2 separate regions of the Homo sapiens genome follow, and region 2 is linked to region 1. A link is an interaction called in ENCODE POLR2A ChIA-PET data of the cell type or tissue named here. Cell type or tissue: PC-9. All regions are shown on one strand. Links, peaks and the distances in the headings refer to the core of each region. The heading gives the core; the rest is flanking DNA. Region 1 overlaps DNAJC18 (DnaJ heat shock protein family (Hsp40) member C18). Region 2 overlaps PFDN1 (prefoldin subunit 1).

Region 1 (4,390 bases), core at 76-4,075:
TGATGTTCTGGTTATCTATTGGTGCATAATAAACCACCCCCCAATTTTTTTAAGTCATTGAAAAAAATCATTTTGTTCATGAATCTGGAATTTGGCAAGGCTCAATGGTGAAAGCTTATCTCTGCTCCATGCAGTGTGAACTGGGATGGTTCAACGGGGAGTTAGAAGTTCCAGTTCCAACATGGCTCACTCACGTGACTGGCAAGTTGGTGCTGTCAGCTGGGAGCTCTGCTAGGGCTGAGGACCAAAGGTCTTGGTTCCTCTCCATAGGCTGCCTGGACTTTCTGATAGCATGAAGACTGGGTTAAAGATAATCATTCAAAGTGACAGAAAATGGAAGATGCCAGTTTCTTAAGGCCTGGGCCTGATACCTGGCATAGTGTCATTTTTGCTGTATTCTATTGGTCAAGGAGTCAGAGTCTAGATTCCAGAGGAGGACACACAGATTCCTCCCCCTACCCCACCACCTTTCAATGGGAGTAGTGTCAAAGAATTTGGGCTGCACTTCTAGAGCAAATCCTTATGACAGATGGGGCACCACTCCCTTCAAGGTTCATTTCAGGTAAAACCAGTCAGGAACTTAGTCTAGTGGGAAAAGTCAGACAATAATCAAACAACCAGATAAATCTAAAGAGAAACTTAGCCAGGTGGGGCTAAGATTCTGTGCAAGGGAAAGCTTCTGTGAGGAAGTGATGTTTGAGCTGAAGCCTATTAAGGTAACTAGGAAGCACTTAGCAAAGAGGGTAGGGGCAGATGAGTAGGTAGGGATACCAGAAAGAGGAAGCAGTGTATACTTTGTGTATACAAAGTCCCTGGGGCAAAAGGGGCTGGTAGAGTGTAGTAATTAAAGGGTAGCATGGCATAAAAGAAAAAGATTATAGGGCAAGAGGGGGCTTGGGTAGTGGGTAGAGACCAAGAACTTGGCAGAGCCTTGCTAAGCAAGGTAGGCCATGCTAAGGATTTTGGTGATTTTTATTTTAGGGACAAAAGAAAGCTACTGAAATATTTTAAGCAAGAGGATGACGTGATCCAATTTATGCTTGGAAAAGATCTCTTTGGTTGCAGTGAGGTATACAGATTGGAGTGGGGCTGTGTAAGTGCACAGAGACCACTTTAACCGAGAAGGCTACTGCAGTGAAAGTGGATGGTAGTTTGAGAGTCAGATAGTGTCAGAGATGAGAGTAGGTTTAGGATATTCTGGAGGTAAAATTGATGGAACTTAACAGAGAGAGGGAATAAGGGAATATGGGGACAAGGAAAAGGTGTTTTGGCTGTCTATTGCTAAAAACCACCATAAAATGTAATGGCTTCAAACAGCAACTTTTTTTTTTTTTTTTTAAAGACAGAGTCTTACACTGTCGCCCAGGCTGGAGCGCAGTGGCGCGATCCCAGCTCACTGCAACCTCCGCCTCCTGGCCTCAAGCAATCCTCCCACCTTAACCTTCCTAGTAGCTGGAACTGTAGGTGTGCAGCTAATTTTTATATTTTTCGGTAGAGACAGGGTTTCATCACGTTGCCCAGGCTGGTCTTGAACTCCTGGGCTCAAGCCATCTGCCTGGCTCAGCATCCTAAAGTGTTGGGATTACAGGCATGAGCCACTGCACCTGCAAAAAAATGGCTGCAATCATTTTATTATTTGCTCACAATTCTGCAGACTGAGCAGGACTTGGTGGGGCAGCACATTTCTGCTCTGCCCATCATCTGGGGTAACACAAATGGCTCAACTTGAATTATGTGTTTGGGTCCTCAGTTCTTGCTGTCAGCTTGGTTGCTGGGTTCTCTTCTGCATGGCTTCTCCTTTGGTTAGTGTAGTGGTCTCAGGTAGTTGAATTTACATGGTAGCTGGCTTCCCTCCAAGTACAAAAATGGAAGCTGCCAGTTTTGCCACATTCTGTTGGTTAAAGGTCAAAGGCCAGCCCCGATTAGAAAAGGGACTACACAAAGGCATAAATATTAGGGGATGCCAAATTAAGTCTACCACACAAAGTTTCCTGGGTTTTTGACTTTTTAATTTTTTTTTTTTTGAGACGGAGTCTTACTCTGTCGCCCAGACTAGAGTGCAATGGTGCAATGTCGGCTCACTGCAACCTCCGACTCCCAGGTTCAAGCGATTCTTCTGCCTCAGCCTCCTGATAGCTGGGATTACACACACCCGCCATCATGCCTGGCTAATTCTTGTATTTTTAGTAGAGATGGGGGTTTCTCCATGTTGGTCAGGCTGGTCTCAAACTCCCGACCTCAGGTGATCCACCCACCTCAGCCTCCCAAAGTGCTGGGGTTACAGGTGTGAGCCACTGTGCCTGGCCAACTTTTTAATTTTATTGTTAGAGACGGGGTCTTGCTATATCACTCAGGCTGGTCTCAAGGTCCTGGCCTCAAGTGATCCTCCCACCTCAGCCTCTGGAGGTAGCTGGGATACAGGTGTGCAAAACCGTGCCTGGCTTGGGTTGCTGACTTTGGCACTTGGATGGGTGGAAGTGCTAGTGATGGTAATGGGAGCACTGGAAGTCTTGCTTCCGTTCTCCTTCACTAAATAAAAATCTACTCATCTCTGTAGGAAGGGTGATTATATTTCACATATTTCTTCCTCAGAGTTGCTTTCACTGACCCCTCAGACTGGGTTAAATCCCTTTGTTATACAGTCTGTGGTCACCTTGGTCTCCCTTTAGCTATTCATTGCACTGGGGAGTGCTGTGGAAAGCCTGGCCTCCCCATTAGATGTGAGCTCCAGGAGTCTTGGTGCTGGGCCTCACCTGTTCCCTGACCCCCATTCCAAAAACCCAGCCCACCTGGCTCAGAGTAAGTTCTCAATCATTGCTGAATTGAATCTCATCTCACTTTCTTTTTCAAATGAAAGCTATCATGACCAGTTAGGATCATGTAAATATCATTTACTATATTTTTAAACCAAAACTTTCCTAAATATGGGCCACTAGGACCAAAGCCAGCAAGGAACTGGGATAACACCTGAATTTCTGATGCTAAGTGTAGTTTTGATCTGTATATTGGCTGTGAGGTACTGCAGCTGCTGTTATCTGATAGAAAATGTGGAACTGATGCCAACAATGCTATCTACTATTCTAAATGCAAATAATCCCACTGACGGGTGAGGGAAGACTGGAGCAGGCGTCAAAAGCTTCTTTAGTCGGAAGTGGCTCCAAGGGAGTCAGGCGATGTGCAGTGGCCAAGGATGCCATGGGCAAAGGTAAAAGAACCAAGGAAAAGTAGCCATTCTTTTAATATAAAATTGTTTAATGTTTTTCTTTGTTGCAGTACACTCAATCCAGATGTAGTGGATGAGGTGGCCAGATTTTTTCAAGATTCTTAGTCCACCAGGAGCTGATTCCATTTGTGTCATCCCTACTCTGGTCACAGAACATTCACATCTTTAATTCCAAATACTGAGCGTGATGTAAATGATGTAATCAGTATCTAACACGAGTATATACTTTCTTGGTGGCCACTGCATGACATATCAACAGTGCAGCCTCAAAAAAAAGATGTTTTGTAACTTGGCCCTTTCCAAAAATAAATATATTAGGACACTAAGCTTATACCTTAAATGAGGGCAGAATAAATATGAATGAAGTGCAAGCTCCTGTGAGGAGCAGTGCATGCAGATGATGTACTTGCTTGTATGGTGTGGCCAGCTGTAACAGAAAGCCACTGGAACGGCACAGTGCCTCCTCACAAAGCCCATCCTGGGTATCATGAGGAAAAAGAATGACACATAGCTTGGCCAGGCTGCTGGAACCCATGTTCCAGTGGCATCTGGAGTTCACTGTATTTTCTTTTTTCTTTCTTTTTTTTTTTTTGAGACAGAGTCTTGCTCTGTCACCCAGGCTGGAGTGCAATGATGTGATCTCAGCTTACTGCAACCTCTGCCTCCCAGGCTCAAGAGATTCTTCTGCCTCAGCCTCCTGAGGAGCTGGGATTACAGACACGTGCTACCATGCCCGCCTAATTTTTGTATTTTTAGTACAGACAGGGTTTCACCATGTTGGCCAGGCTGGTCTGGAACTCCTGACCTCAAATGATCTGCCTGCCTCAGCCTTTCAAAGTGCTGGGATTACAGGCATGAGCTACTGGGCCTGGCCAGTTCACTGTATTTTCGAACAATTTCCAACAGAAAGCACAGCAGTGACGTTTCCTTACTGGTCACTGCTCCCGTGCTGTGAGGCCTGGAGCTGATCAAGGAAGCTTACACATTTCCCGGCCTGAGCAGATGAACTCTAGGGTTGCTAATCTGGGGACGTGGGTTCCTTCAAGCTCTTTGTGATGAGAAGGATTTTCATCCTCCTTTTCTCACTGCCGATCGTGCGGTAGAGAGAGCATCTTCATTTGAATGAGAGCTTCAGTTTCTGCTTGAGCCTCAAGCCCTATTTCTGAG
Region 2 (4,390 bases), core at 265-4,264, 840 kb after region 1:
CAGGGAAATGACATTGTTGGAGTTATTGCTCATCGGCCTGAGGTTCTTTTTTCCAGGAGTCAGACTGAGGGGCTGGTGTTTCATTCTCATCCTCTTACCAAGGAAAGAGGCTCCAGTCCCTAGAACTTTTCTGACATGACACAATCTCTCAAATAGACTCCTGAGGTAATACATCTTGTGACGCTATCACTACAGACTTTTTTCTTTTCTTAGGAACTTTGTCTCCAGCTCTCCTTCTCTAAATTAGTTTTTTTTTTCTTTCTTTCTTTCTTTCCTGTTTATCCTGCCTTGGGGTATTGAAAAGAGTTTTCTCCTCTCTGTCCCTCTATTTTCCCATTTGTAAGATGAGGATTTGGGCAATACCAGTGCATCCCTCCACCCCCACCCCACTCCCATTTCTACTTTAGCCACACGACACTTTCTTCACATGAACTCTTGCCTTAAAGACTAAACAAACAAAACAGGTTAAATGGAGCTCAGAGGAGAGGGGAGACATACTATGGATGTATACGGATATGTACTTTTATCTGAATAAAAATAGCCCTGCTGGCTCATCTCCTGCCCTCCAATCCAGGCATCGGAGGCAACACACAAGGCAGACTTAGGTTCCCTTCTGTTCCTGATATTCTGTGAGAGCTAAGTCCTCAGAGACCCTCTGCTGGGAGTCACGGTTTCTGACCCTGAGTGTGACCTGCCTTGGTCACATACTTCTCTCTTGTGTAAAATCCACAGCTTCCAGCTCCTGGACACCACCACCAACTTCAAGCTCTACTATTAATCAAAAAAACTGAAGGCAATGGCCATCTTTTCGCTGTCTCTACCATGACTTCCAAATTAAAAACCCAAAGCCTCACTAATTCTCGTGTTCGCTCACTGGCAGATCTGTAAAATGGTCAGAGGGTACCAACTGCCCACAATGGGGATGTTTGGCAAGAGGCCAAGAACTCACTGAGGGCTGAAGAAGCATGTTTTGATGGGGGACAAGGTTGGTAGAAGGCAGGGGAAACAAGACAAAAACAGAAAAAAAGGCAACAAGAGGACACAATCAGAGAAGGCAGGATGGAAAATGGGACAGCATGGCCACGGCTGCAGCAGGCAGGGGCAGGGCAGAGCCCTGAGGGCACATGTGCCCTGAGCCGCCAGCCTGGATGGGTGAGGAGGGCCAACAGAGGCAGGCAAAACCCCACACCTGAGAGACAGGTCTAAGCGGTCCACGGATATGCCCACTTGTAAACTCATCTGGGTGCATCCACTTCACCAGAGGACACAGCTAGGCGATATGGTAACCACTGAGCTACACCGCTGGGAGACAAATCAAAGAAAGATAAAGCAATCTTAGGCATGGAGCAGGAGAATAAAGAGAAATCTCGGAAGGAGTTACTGTCCCTGCATCTTCTAGATACTACTTTAGAAATATCCTTCAGAAAAGAAAGACAGAAAAGACCCTTCAGAGGTCTTTCTGCTGAAGGACAGGGACAAAAGACTTGCTTCAGCTAAGCGCTGACCTGTTTTCCTCCCAGGTGTGCTTTTACCTGCCGACAGACTGACACTGCTACCATATGGGGTCAGACTCCCAAACCCCACCTATGATCACATGCTGGCTAGCACCCCCAATTCAGTCTGCCAAGACGAACCCGAACCCCTACACCACTCAAGCACTTTACAGCAGATATACACGAGGGGAAAAAATTCTTCTTCAAACAACAGTGTTTAGCTGCTCGGTCCCCCTGAGGTTTAGGTGAGTTCTACCTACTGCTGCCCTCCCTAACACATCAGCTTCATGTGAGTCCCAGAGAAAGCCCAGCCTACCAGATAACCTGGGAATGACCAGATAGAAAGCTCAGAGTGAAGCACAGAGCCAGGAGCGGCAACTGTCCTAATGCAATATGGTGCTGATCAAGCCTCAGCCAAAGAATCACTACCATCTGCAGGCACCAGGTGTAAAAGGGATGATGACAAGCCAGCAAATCACGTCAAGTGATGGGGTCAAGCGATGGGCAGCTGAAGTCGGTGGGGACTTTTGGTTCAGAGAAGATTAAGGGAAGAAGGAATCTATCACTACCTTAACTATAGAAAGCAATGGCTCTCCAAGTGCAGTCCTCTCCCAGCAGCATCGGGATCACCTGCGAACTTATTAGAAGGGCATATTCTTATGCCTCGACCCAGACCAACTGAACCAGAAACCCTGGGGATGGACTACAGCAATCTGTGTTTTCACAATCCCTCCCGGGTGGCTGTGACCCACACTGAAGTTTGAGACTCAAACTTTTTGTTCTAAATCAGGAGTCAGCAAACTTTTTCTATAAAGGGCCAGATAATAAATATTTCAGGCTTTCACTGTGGGGTTATCTCTGTTACAACTACTCAGCTCTGCCATTGTAGCACAAAAGCAGTCAGACAATGTGTAAACAAATGGGTGTGGTGCAGATGAATGGGCACGGCTATGTTTCGAAAGCACAGAAACAGGCAGTGGGCTGGACGGGGCAGGCGGTGGTTTGCCAGTGTCTGTTCCTTAAAAAGATGGGGCTTTAAAGGGTAGGACTGAGTCCAGCAGTTAGAGATTTTTAACTTTCACTGAAAGCTGCCTAATAAAAGCCTACATTTCCATCTGTCCATCCTTCCATCCACTCATTCAGCTCACTGCCAAACCATTTCCCCTCCTTTATCCTTCATAAACCCTGGTCCTTGAAGTTCATGGCATCATGCTTAGCCACCGGACTCCCCCCTCCTTGTTGCTTCAATCTTCCAGTATCCTGGGCACTATCCGTCATCATCAGTGGCTCCCTGTCTCCCTCTCCACCACAGCTGTACCATTCAAGGTGACTTCAACAAGAATGTAGATGACCCACCCAATACCACAGCCTCCTCTCTCCTCACAATTTTACAGTTATCCCACCTCAGCCACCTGGTCCATGGTCATGCCCTAGGTCTTGTCAACACTAGAAGCTGCACACCTCTGAAGTGTCCATTTCACCACCACTACCTCATATTCTTCCAGGTCACTTCTGATACTCTCGCTCCAGCATTTCTTCAACCTCGTCACGCAACAACTTGTTCATTTTCCATTATGCTTCCATGGGCTTTTCCCTTCCTACCCAGCTTTGCTTATATAGTCCATCATTTATATTTATTCTCCTTATATTTACCCTTTCACCTATGTCCCTCTCTCCCTCTGTTGCACTTACCTGGGAAAATGCCAACCCAGATTAAACTCAACCATCTACCCACTCCATGCCTCACCTGAGTGGCTGAATGTTGCTGGAGGAAAATGCTAAACTGTGCTGAATGGTCTCACTTTAAATTCAGAGCCATGAATCCCAAATGGGCACTATGGAAATTCTATTAAACCTCCTTTATATGTTCATTGTCTGCTCTCCAAAATAACTATTTCATGCTTTGTCTTGTCTCCTCAAATCGCCTATTCTCCCTCCTCTCAGCTGAGAAAATAAATCTCATAAGAACTCTATCTTCCCTCTACCAAATCTACTAATCGACCTACACCTGTATGTATAGTCTCTTCTTTCTCTACTGTTAAAATTGATAGCATCCCTGTACTGTGTTTTTAAAGGAATCAAAATACAACCCTGCACTTTGGAAGGCTGAGGTGGGAGGATCACTTGAGGGAAGGAGTTTGAGACCAGCTGGCCCTTGGGCTGTAATTTACAGAACCCTGGCCGAGAATATCACCCACCTATTAGTGAGACCCTATCTCTACAGCGAGACCCCCATCTCTACAAAAATAAAAAAATCAGCTGGGCATGGTGGTGCATGTCTGTAGCCCCAGCTACTCAGAAGGCTAAGGCAGGAGGATCACTTGAGTCCAGGAGGTTGAGACTGCATGCAGTGAGCCGTGATCATGCCACTGCACTCAAGCCTGGGTGACAGAGCAAGGCCCTGTCTCAAAACAAAACAAAAACACACACACAACCCTTCCACTTAGACAATGATTTCATCCCCACATACCTTCTCAGAAACTTCACTCTTACCATTAACCTTCCTTTCTTCTTAATCTTCTATTTCTTACTCTGCAAGATCCTTCTTGGTGAGGCAAACCATTAAAAAACCCTTTCTTTACCTCTCAGTCCCCTGAAAGTACTGCCTTTTTTCTGCAAAACTTCTTGAATCGGTTTTCTAAGGCAGCTGCCTCCCCTGTCTTCCCTCCTATCTGCTCCTCAGACCTCTCCAATCACACTTCTACCTCCTCTAATGAATTGGCTGTGATTCAAGTCCAATGATCTCTATGGGTGCTTCTCTGTCATCTTACTCAACCTCTCAACAGTGTTCAACACAGTTCTTGGAACACTTTCTCCTTCTAGCTTTCATGACACCACACTTCTATTCTCCTCCGACATAACTGGCTACTCTTTCTAAGTTCTCCTTTGCTGACTAC

Evidence for each region. Peaks named below come from ENCODE experiments on the same cell type or tissue, not always from the same donor. Only the 100,000 strongest peaks of a DNase experiment are listed, where the experiment ranks them.
Region 2: POLR2A ChIA-PET joins it to region 1 with 6 read pairs; 2 of 35 experiments call an interaction of 5 or more read pairs at or near these places.

The regions. Positions count from the first base shown.
Region 1 is chr5:139,406,972-139,411,361 of GRCh38, forward strand. DNAJC18 (DnaJ heat shock protein family (Hsp40) member C18) reads right to left here. Exons shown (of 8, transcript NM_152686.4): 8 at 3,232-4,390. Among named protein-coding and RNA genes, the nearest start is that of SPATA24, 5.1 kb to the left of the region's middle. In PC-9, for the core only: no CTCF peak of the experiment used is centred there; no DNase peak of the experiment used is centred there.
Region 2 is chr5:140,251,742-140,256,131 of GRCh38, forward strand. The region is part of intron 3 of PFDN1 (prefoldin subunit 1); the gene reads right to left. Among named protein-coding and RNA genes, the nearest start is that of PFDN1, 49 kb to the right of the region's middle. In PC-9, for the core only: no CTCF peak of the experiment used is centred there; a DNase peak (open chromatin) is centred at 2,410; H3K4me3 peaks cover 350 bases; H3K27ac peaks cover 3,943 bases.